Regions from separate parts of the Mus musculus genome. Here region 1 is linked to region 2. A link is a loop called in an ENCODE intact Hi-C map of the cell type or tissue named here. Cell type or tissue: heart. All regions are shown on one strand.

The links. Peaks named below come from ENCODE experiments on the same cell type or tissue, not always from the same donor. Only the 100,000 strongest peaks of a DNase experiment are listed, where the experiment ranks them.
Region 1: it touches region 2 in a loop (4-fold over the local background); 6 of 42 quality-filtered maps call a loop at or near these places.

The regions. Positions count from the first base shown.
Region 1 is chr4:141,030,433-141,032,932 of GRCm38, reverse strand. Crocc (ciliary rootlet coiled-coil, rootletin) reads left to right here. Exons shown (of 37, transcript NM_172122.2): 20 at 1-131; 21 at 1,862-2,041. Among named protein-coding and RNA genes, the nearest start is that of Mfap2, 21 kb to the right of the region's middle. In heart, a CTCF peak has its summit at 966 (motif pointing right); a DNase peak (open chromatin) is centred at 982.
Region 2 is chr4:140,788,150-140,790,649 of GRCm38, reverse strand. Padi3 (peptidyl arginine deiminase, type III) reads left to right here. Exons shown (of 16, transcript NM_011060.4): 14 at 858-937; 15 at 1,688-1,813. It overlaps Gm52482 (a long non-coding RNA gene), which reads right to left. Exons shown (of 3, transcript XR_003955158.1): 1 at 2,057-2,500; 2 at 1,437-1,833; 3 at 939-1,074. Among named protein-coding and RNA genes, the nearest start is that of Gm52482, 1.6 kb to the right of the region's middle. In heart, a CTCF peak has its summit at 1,466 (motif pointing left); a DNase peak (open chromatin) is centred at 1,539; H3K27ac peaks cover 1,299 bases.

The DNA.
Region 1 (2,500 bases), 240 kb before region 2:
AAGAGAAGGCAGCCTTGGACAAGGAGCTGATGACCCAGAAGCTAGTGCAAGCCGAGCGGGAGGCACAGGCCTCTCTGCGGGAGCAGCGGGCAGCCCATGAGGAGGATCTCCAGAGACTGCAGCATGAGAAGGTTTGGTCCTGGGGAGGAGTGGGCAGGGCTCTGAGTCTCCCTGTCTCTGTGCTCTCCTCTGTCTTGCCCTGCCTCAGTTTCCATATCTGTGAAACAGATGCCTGCCATAGAAGATATGAGGATATATAGCTGGGGGTAGCTGAGAAGATAAGGGGTGAGGGTGGTTGTCCTTATCAGATACATAGAGCTCCAGGCCCCAAACCAGGTCTAAACCTGATGGAGACCCACAGTCATTGGAGCAAGGCCGGTGTAGCATACAGCAGAAAGCAGGGTGTGGTGGCGTACACCTTTAATCCTAGCACCCAGAAAGCAGAGGCAGGCAGATCTTAGAGTTCGAGACCAGTCTGGTCTACATAGTTCCAGAATAGCCAGGGCTACATGACGAGAGGCCTTGTTTCAAAACAAACAAGTGTCCAGTAGAAAGCTTCTACTTCATCAATAAGGTTCAGGACTGACAGGGCAGGGCGTGCCAGGGAAGTCACTTGCACACTTGAGTCAGCTTGTATTTCCTGAGTTTGAGTCTGACCTTGGTCTCACTCCACTGATGCCATATAAGGTTTTTGTGCCTTCATTTTTCCTTCCATAGAAACGGATAGATTGCTATGGGGTCCTGTGAAGGGGTTAGCGCAGCCACCAAGTGCTTAGTAAATTTCCTGGCAGTTCCTGTTACTTGAGAATCCCCAGCACGGAGTGTTTCCCAGGACAGGGCTTCAAAAACAGCCTGGGCAGGGCGGCCTCCAACAGCTATGGTCCCCGTGCAGGACTCATAGAGTGGTGAAAAAGATGCCTCCCTTGTCCCCCACCTCCACGGATTTGGGTGGAAATTACCACATATGGCCAGTAGGTGGCAGGGCAGCGCCTGAAGAAGGGCCTCACCCACCACCAGAGACAGGCAGTGCCCTCACCCTGAGAAAGCTGTCCTTGCCATGGCTGTATCATGTTCCCAGTGAGCCATGCGCTGTGGCCCCTGGCACCACCTTTCCTGGCCTTGTCAGTGCCCACAAGCCTGTATTCTCTTCAGCTTCTCTGACAGTCTGAGTCCCAGAGGTTTTTTGCATCCAGCCTTATTTCCTCTACACAACCCTCTAGCTGTCTGAACAGAGTTGGAGAGATGGCCCAGCAGCTAAGAGCACTTGCTGCTCTTCTAGAGGACCTGGTTTTGGTTTCCAGCATCCACACGATGGCTCACAACCATCTGTAACTTTAGTTCCAGGGAATCCAATGCCATCTTCTAACCGCCAGAAGCATCAGGCGTGCACATGGTGCATAGACATACTTGCAGACAAATATTCACACACATGAATAAACCTAAAAGTTTAAAAAATAACATTCGGGTTGTCTATCACCTGGGCTTGGGGGTCCCCATTGTCCCCTTAGCCCTCAGTGCCACAGCTCACCTGGTCAGACCAGTGCCTGTGCCTGTGGCTTTGGCCCACTGTCACCGTGTCCCAGCCTCCAGGCTACACTGCTGGCCTAGTTCTCCCCCTCCCTGGATGGCTGCTGACCATCCTCCCCAGGGGCATTCCTGTTCTCATCCCAGGCCACTGGGGTTCCCTGTTGTCTTCACAGACCTGAGGTGACCTCAGCACAGCTTCCAGTGCCCTGCCCTGCAGTGACCTGGTGGCACGGCTCTTAGCTCTGGGGTGTTTGTGCCTTCTTCTGACCCGACGTCTGCAAGGAACCTTGTGGGCCCCTCCTAGTGTGTCACATAGCCCTGCTCTGGCCCTCAGGAGGCTGCATGGCGGGAGCTTCAGGCAGAGCGGGCCCAGCTGCAGGGCCAGCTGCAGCAGGAGCGAGAGGAGCTGCTGGCACGGATGGAGGCCGAGAAGGAGGAGCTGAGCAAGGAGATTGCCGCGCTGCAGCAGGAGCGGGACGAGGGCCTGCTGCTGGCAGAGAGCGAAAAGCAGCAGGTCTGTGAGCTGGGGAGGGGGGTGGGGAGTAGTGGGACAGCTCTGGGGCTCTCCCCCTCTGCCCAGCGCACCCCCACCCAGCAGCTAGGAGTGCAGGAAGCAGCCAGGTTCTTCCGGGGTCTCAGCTCTCACTGCAGGGCAGGAGAGTTGGAGGCCTAGCACAGTGACAGTGACAGGTGGCACAGGGCATGCTGTCTTCCGGTCTCCTGCCTCCGCTTGCCTCAGGCTGGATGCCTCTGACTGGGCTGTGCCCATAGGCACTTGCTGATCCTTCCAAATTGTTAATTCTTGGTTTTCTGTAAGGTAATGGAGCAGGTCAGACTTGATTATCTCCTGCTTTGTCGCCCTGGGCAAATCACATTCCCCCTGAGCTACAGCTTTCTCATCTGTAACTGAGACTCAAGGAAGTCTTCACCTCCAGGGGGGAAGTTGAAGCATCAGTTAGATCTGTAGATCATG
Region 2 (2,500 bases):
AATTCATAGGTAACAATTTGTTACATACCAAAATTACGGTTATGAAGTAGCAATGAGGTAATTTTATGGTTGGGGGGGGTCACCGGGACATGAGGAAGGGTATTAAAGGGTTGCAGCAATAGGATGGCTGAGAGCCACAGCTGTGTGACCTTGGGTAAGCTGTGTAAGTCACCTGACCGCTCTGGGGCCCCGTTGTCAGTCAGAGGGTGGTAACAAGGCATCCCTCGCAGAGTTCCGCAGACTCAGGAGAACCATGGCGCTGTCTTTCGGCCTCATGATCAGGGTTTGGTTTGCTGGCAGCTGGGAGGACTGGACACCTTTGGCTCCTATAGCCCCTCTCTAGCCAGCCCTGTCTCTATGGCCTCCGCTGGGCAGACAGGAGAGCCAGGCCTGAAGTCTCCAAAAAAGCAAGCCAAAGCCTGTAGGCTGGGACTGGTTGGTTCACTGCCTAGTGAACCCATAAACCCTAGCCCTGGATGAGCGCCATCAACAGACCCAACTCCCCCACATCCCTCCCACACACCCCGGAGCTGAGGAAAGAGGAATCCTACCAGGTTCTCCTGGACAGCTGCTAACCCCAATTAGTGATTACCACCTCCAGTGAACTCTAAACCACTGGAGTTCATTGCACCCCACAACTAGGCCCCTCCAGCCTCTCTTCTTCCTCCAGATGTGCCCATTGGTCAGGCTAAGCTCCCACAGATGCTGCCCGCCCCCTCCCCAGGACAACCTAGGGGTCACTGACTCAACCAAGCCAGCAGCTACAAACTTGCCTTTTGGTGCCCAGAGCGAGAGGCCCTCGAGCCGCCTTGTGCTCGCCCCCGCCCCCTCCCCAGGCCTCTCTGTGTCTTTCACAGGCGACAGGCGGGTCCAGACCGTCTCCATCAATCAGATTCTTAACAACCAGAGCCTTATCAACTTTAATAAGTTTGCACAGGTACAAAGGCCAGGGGGTGCGGGGGTTGTGGGTGGGAGATGTGGATGGAGCTGGAGTCAGGGCCAAGGGCAGACATCTGGGACCAGCAGTTCACAAAAGGTCAGTCAGATTGAAACAGGCCCAGACCCTCCTTTAACCTGGGAGAATTAAGGGTGGGTTAGCCTGGGCATCTAAGGAATAGAGGTAGCCAGGGCTGGGAGCATCAGGATGGGGTCTGTTGTGCCCCTGCAATTGGGACTGTGGAGACACAAGAGAAGAGGAAACGGGAGGCAGATCAGTGGGCAAAGACACTGCATCCCACCAGGCCAGAGGCCAGCCTTCAAGGGGAGGTGGGGGAGATGGCGAGAAGGGAGCAGGTGGGGCCAGACTGGGATAGCACTGTTGAGTGTGGAGGGAAGAGGAAGGAGATCCAGAGAAAACAGCAAGGCTTGCAGCCTGGATGGCCTAATGTAGGGTGATCATAGAACTGAAGGACATGGAGAAGTCAAAATGACTTTACCTTTGGCCTGGGGATCCGCTGCCCTCTTCTGGCCTGCATGGGTACTGCACACACATTATTGGACAGGTGACTCTTCAACCATGTATGGAATGCTTTCTCGAAAGTTGGGTCTAGGATGGTATGATCTAGGGTTAACTCAGTGTTAGCTAGTAAGAGCGGGACATGGAGGGTGGGATCTAGGCAGGAGTGAGCACCTGCCTCAGCCACACCAGTAGGTTCTCTCCAGCGCGGTCCCTTGTCCTCCCTACCAGAGCTGTATCGACTGGAACCGCGAGGTACTGAAGCGGGAGCTGGGCCTGGCGGAGGGTGACATCATCGACATCCCGCAGCTCTTCAAGACGGAGAAGAGGAAGGCAGTAGCGTTCTTCCCCGACTTGGTGAGCTCCCCGCCCGGCACCTGGGTGTTGTGGTAAATGTTCAATATGGATAGGCGATCTCTAGTCCACCTTAGAGATTTCTGTTCCCAGATAAAGGACACAAAACTTTATTTATAATAAGCCTTAGCACTAGAGCTGGGCACAGATCTACCCTCTAAGCTATTATGTCTACTTCCCGTTCTGTGCTCTTATGTCAATTACGCCGAGATATAACCAGCCATGTTCTGCCTGGGCTGCCCTTACCCCAGTGGCCAGCCCTCATGGCCAGGTCTCACAATCCCTTATCCCATGGCGTCTTCTCTTCCCCCCTGCTCTCCACGGCCACCCAGGTAACTCCAAAACCCTCCTACCTCCAGTGATTGGCTGTAGCCATTTGTATTTAACCAGTGGTTTTAAATTAAGGAACAAGGTTTGCACAACAAAAGCTGGTAAGTATGAGAAACCACTCGTAGGCCTAGATAGACCTTAAGGTACAAAATTTAGCATTACAGTTCATAGCAAGAGACATAACCTCAACACCTGGGCTTCTTCAGTTAGACTCTGAGTCTCACTTCTGGGTGGGGGGAGACATTTGACTGCCATCATGTGTGGAATTGTGGTGACCAGGAGTGGCGGTGATGAGAATCAGGGTCCCAGGGTGCCCAGGCTGACAACTGTGGCTGCTCACGGAAGGAGGGACAGATTTGA